2 separate regions of the Homo sapiens genome follow, and region 2 is linked to region 1. A link is a loop called in an ENCODE intact Hi-C map of the cell type or tissue named here. Cell type or tissue: heart left ventricle. All regions are shown on one strand. Links, peaks and the distances in the headings refer to the core of each region. The heading gives the core; the rest is flanking DNA. Region 1 overlaps TXNDC9 (thioredoxin domain containing 9). Region 2 overlaps MRPL30 (mitochondrial ribosomal protein L30).

Evidence for each region. Peaks named below come from ENCODE experiments on the same cell type or tissue, not always from the same donor. Only the 100,000 strongest peaks of a DNase experiment are listed, where the experiment ranks them.
Region 2: a loop joins it to region 1, with 2.9 times the contacts of the local background. A loop is called at or near these places in 77 of 110 quality-filtered maps.

The regions. Positions count from the first base shown.
Region 1 is chr2:99,322,032-99,327,417 of GRCh38, forward strand. It overlaps TXNDC9 (thioredoxin domain containing 9), which reads right to left. Exons shown (of 5, transcript NM_005783.4): 4 at 1-178. Among named protein-coding and RNA genes, the nearest start is that of TXNDC9, 12 kb to the right of the region's middle. In heart left ventricle, for the core only: no CTCF peak of the experiment used is centred there; no DNase peak of the experiment used is centred there; H3K27ac peaks cover 206 bases.
Region 2 is chr2:99,192,304-99,197,689 of GRCh38, forward strand. It overlaps MRPL30 (mitochondrial ribosomal protein L30), which reads left to right. Exons shown (of 6, transcript NM_145212.4): 4 at 2,448-2,594; 5 at 2,813-2,886; 6 at 3,270-5,386. The coding sequence ends at 3,402. Among named protein-coding and RNA genes, the nearest start is that of MRPL30, 14 kb to the left of the region's middle. In heart left ventricle, for the core only: no CTCF peak of the experiment used is centred there; no DNase peak of the experiment used is centred there.

The DNA of each region.
Region 1 (5,386 bases), core at 272-5,271:
AGTAAACCCAACAACATAATCTTGTGTTTTCCCATCTTTTAGCAGTGCTAGTGTGGGAATGACTTTGATATGCAGTCTCTCACAAAGGAAAGGTGCTTTTTCCACATTCAGCTTCAAAAATTTGGTCTCGAGGTGTTTCTTGGACAATATTGCCAGATGTCTGTCTAGTATTTTACACCTGTAAGTGACCACACATAGAAAATTATAAGCTAAAACCACAGATCGCTTTTTTCAAAATAAATATCATCAAGGGAAATCTAATTATGTAGTTTTTCTGTTGACTCTCATAACATGGCAGCCAACTTAAACTTGTGTCAGATGACCTCACTTCCAGATCAGAGGTTAGCTGCCTGATTACGAGATGGGAAAACAGCCTATAAGATTCTAGAAAGTCAGATTTGCATTAATGATATTCTCTTTTAAAATATTAAATATATGCTTTAAGTCATAAAGGAAGTTGTCCTATCTCCTACACAGGAAACTTGAAGAGGAACAAACTGAAACTTGACAAAACTCGGAAGAGACTTACAAGAATCAGAAGTGCACACATGGTGCCATATTTGGAAGTCATGAAGAAAAACTGAACAGCATTACCGAGGAAAAACTTCTTACTCCTAAATATGCAACGCTGTCAGTAAGAAGCACATTAAGGCTAAGGGTTACTAATAATATTTAAATAAATGTGGCCATTATGCTTCTAGGAAATTAAAAAATACCAGTAGTAACTTTTTTATTTTTTATTTTTTTGGAGGTGGCGTATTGCCCTGTCCCCCAGGCTGGAGTGCAGTGGCACAAGCTCGGCTCACTGCAAGCTCCGCCTCCCTGGTTCATGCCATTCTCCTGCCTCAGCCTCCCAAGTAGCTGGGACTACAGGCGCCTGCCACCATGCCCGGCTAATTTTTTGTATTTTTAGTAGAGACGGGGTTTCACTGTGTTAGCCAGGATGGTCTTGATCTCCTGACCTTGTGATCCGCCTGCCTCGGCCTCCCGAAGTGCTAGGATTACAAGCGTGAGCCACTGCACCCAGCCTACCAGTAGTAACTTTTATTAAGCCATCTTCCAATGAAGACGGAAACAGAAGTGAGATTTTCTTGGCCAGGTGCGGTGGCTCACATCTGTAATCTTGGCACTTTGGGAGGCTGAGGCAGGCGGATCACTTGAAGTCAGTAGTTTGAGACCAGCTTAGCCAACACGGTGAAACCCTGTCTCTACTAAAAATACAAAAATTAGCTGGGTGTGGTGGTGCATGCCTGTAGTCCCAGCTACTTGGGAGGCTGAGGCAGGAGAATCACTTGAACCTGGGAGGTGGAGGCTGCAGTGAGCCGAAACTGTGCCGTTGTACTCCAACCTGGGCAACATAGTGAGACTCCATCTCAACAAACAAAAAAAGTGACATCTTCTTTACATTAAAATTTATTTTCTGGCCTGATGCAGTGGCTCACGCCTGTAATCCCAACACTTTGGGAGGCTGAGGCGGGCAGATCACTTGAGGCCAAGAGTTCAAGACCAGCCTGGTCAATATGGTGAAACCCCATCTCTACTAAAAATACAAAAATTAGCTGGGCGTCATGATGGGCACCTGAAATCCCAGCTACACAGGAGGCTGAGGCACGAGAATCACTTGAACCTGGGAGGTGGGGGTTACAGTGAGCTAAGATTACACCACTGCACTCCAGGCTAGGCGACAGAGTAAGACTCTGTCTCAAAAAATTCATTTTCAACTGGCCAATTCACGAGTGTTTCTAAAACAGACTATTGTAACAATCTTTTAGACCGGTGGTTCTTAACCCCAGGTGTTCATTATGATCAACTTTTATTTATTCATCTTTTTTGAGTTGGACTCTCACTCTGTCACCCAGGCTGCAGTGCAGTGGCGCGATCTCGGCTCACTGTAATCTCTGCCTCCTGGGTTCAATCGATTCTCCTTCCTCAGCCTCCCGAGTAGCTGGGATTACAGGCACCTGCCACCACGCCCGGCTAATTTTTGTATTTTTAGTAGCGATGGGGTTTCACCATGTTGACTAGGCTGGTCTTGAACTGCTGACCTCAAGCAATCCACCTGCCTCAGCCTCCCAAAGTGCTGGGATTAGAGGTGTGAGCTACCACACCCAGCCTGCCGTCAACTTTTAAAATATCCAGATGAATCAAAATTCTCTGGCAGTGGAGTTGGGAAACATACAGCTGTTCTTATGCTCAAATAAAGCTTGAGAACTACCTCTAGATGACTCACACACAAAATACTTCATGGTTATTTTTACCAGTAAGCTTTTTGTGCACTTGATGTAGTTTTTCCTGAACTAAGTTTGGCTCTAACATAAGTTATGTGTAACCTTGGTGCCTCATCACTTTTTCCCCGGATATGTTTTTTCATATGTTACTCATGTAGTTCAGTAACGAGATTTCAGTGAAAAATGGTAAGAGAGAACAAATTAATAAATGGTTTTTAAATAAAGCTCAAAACAAATGATAAATCAACCTTTATATGAGAAATATGTTCCTGAAAATTTGTAAATAAATCAACTCCATACTTTAACTGCAGTAAGGAACGTATTTTTTTTTTGAGATGGAGTCTCGCTCTGTCGCCCAGGCTAGAGTGCAGTGGCACGACCTCTGCTCACTGCAACCTCCACCTCCTGGGTTCAAGCAATTCTCCTGGCTCAGCCTCCTAAGAAGCTAGGATTACAGGCACCCGCACCATTGCCTGGCTAATTTTAATTTGTATTTAAAGAGCAAGACAGAGTGTCTTGCTCTGTTGCCAGGCTGGAGTGCAGTGGCACGATCTCAGCTCAATGCAACCTCCGCCTCCCAGGTTCAAGCAATTCCCCTGCCTCAGCCTCCTGCACAACTGGGACTACAGGCACGAGCCACCATGCCCAGCTAACTTTTTGTATTTTAGTAGAGATGGGTTTTCACCATGTTGGCCAGGATGGCCTTGATCTCCTGACCTCATGATCCACCTGCCTCAGCCTCCCAAAGTACTGGGATTACAGGCATGAGCCATGGCGCCCAACCCGTCAATCAATTTTTAAAAATCCAAAACAACAGTCATGGTATAAATAGCTATAGGCCTTTACGTATGTTTAAAAATAACTAAAAGAGCATAATTAGATTGTTTATAACACAAAGGATAAAAGCTTGAGGTGATGGATATTCCATTTACCCTGATGTGATTATTAAACACTGCATGCCTGTGTTAAAATATCTCATGTACCCCATATTTACCTACTACTACCCACAAAAGTTAAAAATTAAAAAAATAGCAATAGGCTTAAAACATGGGTTCCAATCTCTCTCTTTTTTTTATCATTTAGTATCTGAGTGATACTAGGTGAGTCAATTTCTCCAAATCTTGGTTTCCATACATGAAATACAGGAATAATAATAAGTGCCTCTGAAGATTATTGTGAATGTTCTAGGGATAATATACATGAAAGCATCCTGCCTACTATGTGCTAGGAACTTTGCTAATATATAAAGTTCACTGGATGATTTTGATTTTTCAGTTCTGTTTGAAGGTGAGTACTCCTGGTGATGCACTGTTTATACACCATCAAATGTATTTATTGACCACCTACTATGCGTCAGGCAGTTGCTTTAGGGCTATGATCCCAGAGAACAGTAGGTCACAATACAGGCAAATGCGCTGCCTCTACAAAACGAACAATCTAGTTGGGAAAGACATAAAAAAAACAAGTGAGGCCGGGTGCCGTGGCTCATACTTGTAATCCCAACACTTTGGGAGGCCAAGGTGGGTGGTTCACCTGAGGTCAAGAGTTTGAGACCAGCCTGGCCAATCTGGAGAAACCCTGTCTCTACTAAAAAGACAAAAGTTAGCCGGGTGTAGTGGTGGGTGACTGTAGCCCTGGCTACTCGGGAGGCTGAGGCAGGAGAATCACTTGAACCCGGGAGGTGGAGGTTGGAGTGAGCCAAGATCCTGCCATTGCACTCTAGCCTGGGTGACAGTGTAAGACTCTGTCTCAAAAACAAAAAAAAACAACAAAAAAAAAACAAGTGGACAAATAATATTTTACATACTAGTATATTTATATATCACCTCATCATATTTGTCAGAGGTTGGCAACTTGAGGAATGTGTGCCAATGCGAGATGGTTGTGTACCATAAGGGCAGAGGTTTCTCTGATACCTTTCTACCTGCCTAATCCCTTCTCTCACTGTTCCTCACAAGGGATTTCACCATCTCAATATTTTGTTTCATTTTTATTCTCTTAGTCAATGAATACCAGGCAATCAATTCTTGAAAGGTGTTAACTAACAATGAAGCTGTTGGGTTGTGAGATCAAGACAAAGGGGCAAGAAGGCCACAGAAATGAGAAAGAGAGCAGGGCTGAAACCACAGTGAGTGCCAGAGACTCTAGAGCACAGTGCTTGTCTGTCCTGGGTAGGCAGGTGCCAGTCAGCAGATGACTGCCATCATAGTTCCAGCTATGCTATTAGCAAGTTTTCTGATTTTTTAAAGAAAAATTCTAAGTGTGGATATTTTCAAAAGGAGTTATCTCTCGATTTTTAAGTGTTGGCAACTAATCAAATCTGTGCACAAAAAACCACAAAGGCTTGGGTCCTTTGGTTTACGATGTGACCTCTTCTGAGGAGGTATTAACATTTTATAAGAGATCTGCTTCCTTAGAGAAATTTGGAGACCTAGGGTGGTCTAAGAAAAATCACTTCTCCTTCTAGCCAAGACTGGCAGTCCCAACTCTGCTCTGGTGAAAGGTTTGGCCAAGCCACCATCTCCCCACCACAGTTGCTAGTTCCTTCAAGGAGGAACTGAAGGAACACTGACTCTCAACAGCTGTTGCCCGTTCCCAATATCATGGCTACATCACAATACTAGAGGGAAATAATTACTGTCATGGTGATAAGAATTTTAAGTGTACATTTCTAAGATGTTTTTAGTTAGCTAGTGAAAATACAATTCAAAAATATAAGCCATTTATATGGGAATATTGACTTTCAGTAATATTCATTTATACTTTTGCATGTAACTGTTCTTTAAGTTACTCTTTAAAATAACAATTAACTTTTTTTTTCTTTCTTTTTTGAGATGGAGTCTCACTCTATCGCTCGAGCTGAAGTGCAGTGTCGCGATCTCCGCTCACTGCAACCTCTGTCTCCTGGGTTCAAGCAATTCTCCCACCTCAGCCTCCCCAGTAGCTGAGACTACAGGTACCTGCCACCACACCCGGCTAATTTTGTAGTTTTAGTAGAGGCAGGGTTTCGCCATGTTGGCCAGGCTGGTCTTGAACTCCTGACCTCAAGTGATCCACCCCCCACTTGGCCTCCCAAAGTGCTGAGATTGCAGGCTTGAGTCACTGGGCCCCTGCCTGCTTAACTTAATACTAAATAACATATGAGAGAGTACAATGAA
Region 2 (5,386 bases), core at 237-5,236, 130 kb before region 1:
ACACGTGCAGATTTGTCACATAGGTATATATGTGCCATGGTGGTTTGCTGCACCTATCAACCCGTCATCTAGGTTTTAAGCCCTACATGCATTAGGTGTTTGTCCTAATGGTCTCCCTTTGCCCCCGACTCCCCGTGTGTTCTCATTGCTCAACTCCCACTTATGAGTGAGAACATGCGGTATTTGGTTTTCTGTTCCTGTATTAGTTTGCTGAGGATGATGGCATCCAGCTTCATCCATGTCCCTGCAAAGGACATGACATCATTCCTTTTTATGGCTGCATAGTATTCCATGGTGTATATGTACCACATTTTCTTTATCCAGTCTATCATTGATGGGCATTTGGGTTGGTTCCATGTCTTTGCTATTGTAAGTACTGCTTCAATAAACATACATGTGCATGTGTCTTTATAGTAGAATGATTTATATTCCTTTGGGTATATACCCAGTAATGGGATTGCTGAGTCCAATGGTATTTCTGGTTCTAGATCCTTGAGGAATCACCACACTGTCTTCCACAATGGTTGAACTAATTTACATTCCCACCAATAGTGCAAAACCATAAAAACCTCAGAAGAAAACCTAGGCAATACCATTCAGGACATAGGCATGGGCAAAGCCTTCATGACTAAAACACCAAAAGCAATTGCAACAAAAGCCAAAATTGACAAATGGGATCTAATTAAACTAAAGAGCTTCTGCACAGCAAAAGAAACTCGCATCAGAGTGAGCAGGCAACCTACAGAATGGGAGAAAAATTTTGCAATCTACCCATCTGACAAAGGTCTAATATCCAGAATCTACAAGGAACTTAAATTTACAAGAAAAAAACAAACAATCCCATCAAAAAGTGGGCAAAGGAAATGAACAGACACTTCTCAAAAGAAGATATTTATGTGGCCAAGAAACATATGAAAAAAAGCTCATCATCACTGATCATTAGAGAAATGCAAATCAAAACCACAATGAGATACTACCTCATGCCAGTCAGAGTGACGATTATTAAAAAGTCAAGAAACAATAGATGCTGGCAAGGCTGTGGAGAAATAAGAACGCTTTTACACTGTTTACATTTCTACAAAACTGTTTTTAATCATGAATGATATTCTTTTTTATTAAAATACCATCTTTTTGGGGGTCAATTTTTTTTCTAAATCTGCTTCCCCAGAGCTATGACTCTTGATCTAATGTCTTTGAGACCTTTATATATATTTTATATGAGTCTTAGAAACAGTATTTATAGAATATATCACATATGCACACTCATGTATTTGGTACAGATGATGCACATAACAGCTTACAACACATAATTGTGTGGACATTTCTTTTTGGTTTTTGGCTCAAGAATATATTATGGCCATCATTCAATGTGAAGACCTGCAAAGATAGTAAACCTCATTCATTTTAATGGTAGTATTGTATCCTATAGGATACATCAGAATTTGTGTATTTGCGCCAGGCGTGGTGGTTCACACCTGTAATCCTAGCACTTTGGGAGGCCAAGGCGGGCGGATCACAAGGTCAGGAGTTCGAGACCAGCCTGGCCAACATGGTGAGACCCCCATCTCTACCAAAAATAGAAAAATTAGCTGGGCACGGTGGTGTGCGCCTGTAATCCCAGCTACTCGTGAGGCTGAAGCAAGAGAATCGCTTGAACCTTGGGGGCAGAGGTTGCAGTGAGCCAAGATCGTGCCATTGCACTCCAGCCTGGGCGATAGAGCAAGACTCCATCTCAAAAAAAAAAAAAAAGAATTTGTGTATTTGTATCATTTTACTTAGTTTTATTATTAATCATTTTATTTAGAATGGATGCATCATAATGTAGTTATCATGGTGAGGAACACGGGTTGCCTTTAAACTTTTCAGTGTTACACATAGTGTTAGAATACACATCCTTATTCGGTATATTTTGTATACTTAGAGGAGTGTTTCTGTGGGATAGTTTCTTAGAACCTTTTGATTCTTAGATAATTAATTCAAGTATTAGCTCTGTGGAGCTGTTTCTGATCGCTCATAGGCAGAGTTCATTAGTCATTTGCCTGTATTCTCATAATACTTTGTAGATTCTTTTTATAATACTTATGTTTTATTTTCATTTTTAATTTACATGTTTGTTTTCCCACTTGATAGTCAGCTCTTCACCTGAGAATAGGGAGGGAAGAGGATGCAGCCCAGTGCCCAGCTCATAGCAGTGCTTACAGATTCTCCTGACATTTAAATTATTTAGTGTTGTCTGGTTGCTCCTGCTTTGTTCTACAGGTTAAACTCCATCTATCTGCATAATCAGATTGATAGAAATGTTCAATCTGAGGTTGAGGATTACATGATGATTAAGGATGAGGTAATTATGTAGTTGTGTATGTGTGTGTGTCTTTTAAGAAAAAATGGGAGGTACACAGAAACTGTGTAAGTTGGAAATTTACCATTTATAATTCTTTCCTTTCTAGGTGTTTCAGGCCTCACCTGAAGATCATGAAAAATACGGTGGGGATCCACAGAACCCTCATAAACTGCATATTGTTACCAGAATAAAAAGTACAAGAAGACGTCCATATTGGGAAAAAGATATAATAAAGATGCTTGGATTAGAAAAAGTATGCAATTATTTTAATCATCTTTAGTGTTGTTTACATTGCTTTAAATTTTATACTTTTAAAACTTTGCGGTATACATTTATTATTTATTTTGTATTACTTAGGGTAATTTATTTATAAATTTGGCTTAGAATGAACCTTCAATTTAACATTTTACTGAAACATGGAACTATCTGCTTTTCAGATTGATAACGTTGCTTTGTTGTTGTTGTTCACAGGCACATACCCCTCAAGTTCACAAGAATATCCCTTCAGTGAATGCAAAATTGAAAGTAGTTAAGCATTTGATAAGGTTTGTTGTTTCTTCTCAGCTCTTTTTAAAATGTATTGCCTAGTGTAATTCTAAATGCATTTTTCTTTTTTCGTTAATGTTCTGAAAAAAACTTTTTAAAAAACTAAAATTTTATTTTGTTTTTTTTTAATTGACACATAATAATTGTACATATTTATGGGGTACATAGTGACGTTTCAATATATATAAAGTATAGTGATCCGATCAGGGTAATTGGCATATCCATCATCTCAGACATTTACCATTTCTTCATGTTGGGAACATTCAACATCCTCCTCCTAGCTATTTGAAACTATGTGTTATTGTTAACTGTAGTTATCCTGCGGGGATATAGAACGCTAGAACGTATTCCTCCTATCTAAACGCATTTTCTTGTGTCACAGAATCAAGCCCTTGAAGTTGCCACAAGGACTTCCAGCAGAGGAGAACATGTCTAACACGTGCCTCAAAAGCACTGGGGAGTTAGTAGTGCAGTGGCATCTGAAACCTGTGGAGCAGAAAGCACATGAGTCCTAATGCCCCAGCAGCTTCCGATTGGAAAATGCAAATTGTTTTTATTTAAAGATGGTGAGAAAGTGTTTTCATTAAAATATGTTTTCAAAACCATTTTCAGGCCGGGCACGGTGGCTCACCTGTAATCCCAGCACTTTGGGAGGCCAAGGCGGGCAGATCACCTGAGGTCAAGAGTTCGAGACCAGCCTGACCAACATGGAGAAACCCCCATCTCTACTGAAAATACAGAATTAGCCAGGCATGGTGGCACATGCCTGTAACCCAGCTACTCGGGAGGCTGAAGCAGGAGAATCACTTGAACCCGGGAGGCAGAGGTTGCAGTGAGCTGAGATGGTGCCACTGTACTCCAGCCTGGGTGATAGGATGAGACTCCATCTCAGGGGAAAAAAAAAAATTTTTTTTTCACTGACTAAACCTGCTGCAGCTCTCTTTTACTACAGACTTGGAGATTTTAGTTTAATTTGGTTTAATTCTCTGTCCTTTCCCTTTCACTGTTTCACTCCAAAACATGTAAGAATGGCAATGTTTGAACATCTGCGTTTGGGTCTACTGCCACCTTAGCAAGCCTCATTAACCATTTTATAAAAATTGCGTTAGTATTGTTGTTGTTGTTTTTGAGACAGGGTCTTGCTCTGTCACCCAAGCTGGAATACAGTGGCATGATTTCAGTTCACTGCAGCCTCGACCTCCCAGGCTCAAGTGATCCTCCCACCTCAGCCTCCAGAGTAGCTAGGACTACAGGCAGTGTGCCACCACATCCAGCTAATTTTTTAAAGTTTTTTCATAGAGACAGGGACTCACTATGTTGTCCAAGCTGGTCTCAAACTCCTGGGTTCAAGCCATCCTCCCACCTCAGCCTCCCAAAATGCTGGGATTACAGGCATGAGCCACTGTACCCAGCCAAAATTGTTTTCTTTTTTAAGTGAATTCAACAATTTCTGTGAGTGGCTCTTTGCATGAACACTGTGCAAGGTGTTGGAGAAATCCAAAGCTGACCAAAACATGGTCCCCACCTTTTGGAGCTTACAGTCTGTTCTGGGGAACAGAGATTCAGCCAAAGTCAAGAAACACTGGATGCCAGCTAGATTATCTGTTCTGTGCTTTGGTGTCTATAAGTACATATGTGGATATGGGTTCATTTTATCCCTAAACTTAGTACCAAACCAGCATTTAATATCTAATTATAAATCTAATTTGGCCTAAACTTTATTATTGCACACTGCCTGAACAAAACCTATTTGTCTCTATGTAAATTTTTTCCTCATGGAACAAGGGTGTGAAATGAAAATATTTTAGGATTTATTCAAAAACAGACTATTCTGTTTTCAGCTTCAGAATTGTTCTTTGAATCCTAAGGAACCTCTGTCAACAGTTGAGGTTGCTGTTGAAAAGAAAGAAGAAGGAGGCGGAAATCTCTCAGGGAGAATTATTTCCTTTCTTTTCTATTTTAGATACCTGGAGGGGTGGGGAGAAGTAAGAATTGTAAGGGAGGTTCAGTAGTGGGGAATTCTGTGACAGCTGATTGAAGATGATGATGAAGAACCTCTGCATTCTAGTTACCCTTTGCTTCCCTTCACCTCTTGTAAAATTTGGCTTGGCAACAATGACATTGTCATGCTTATTGTCCCAATATCCATCCTGTCGTAGATCTTAATGTTTTTGATCGTTGCGTTAAAGTGGAAGTGCCACCCACAGTGAAACCAGATCCCATTAATAAATAAGCTTAAAGGCAACTGCAGTTTTAATTCCATAGTTATTGAATATCCAGTGTGTGTAAGGCCTGGAGGGGAGCCAAAGGACACTAACTTCTAAGAGCTCCGTCTAGTTGGAGAGAAACCTGTGTGCCACAACATACAGTGTCCTTGCTTATGTGGGGTCGAAGACATCTGTGAAAATAAAAGCAGCCTCTGCTAATTTAGCGCCATCTCTTTTACTGTGCTAATTTTTTTTTCTTTAGAGACAGGGTCTCACTCTGTCGCCCAGCCTG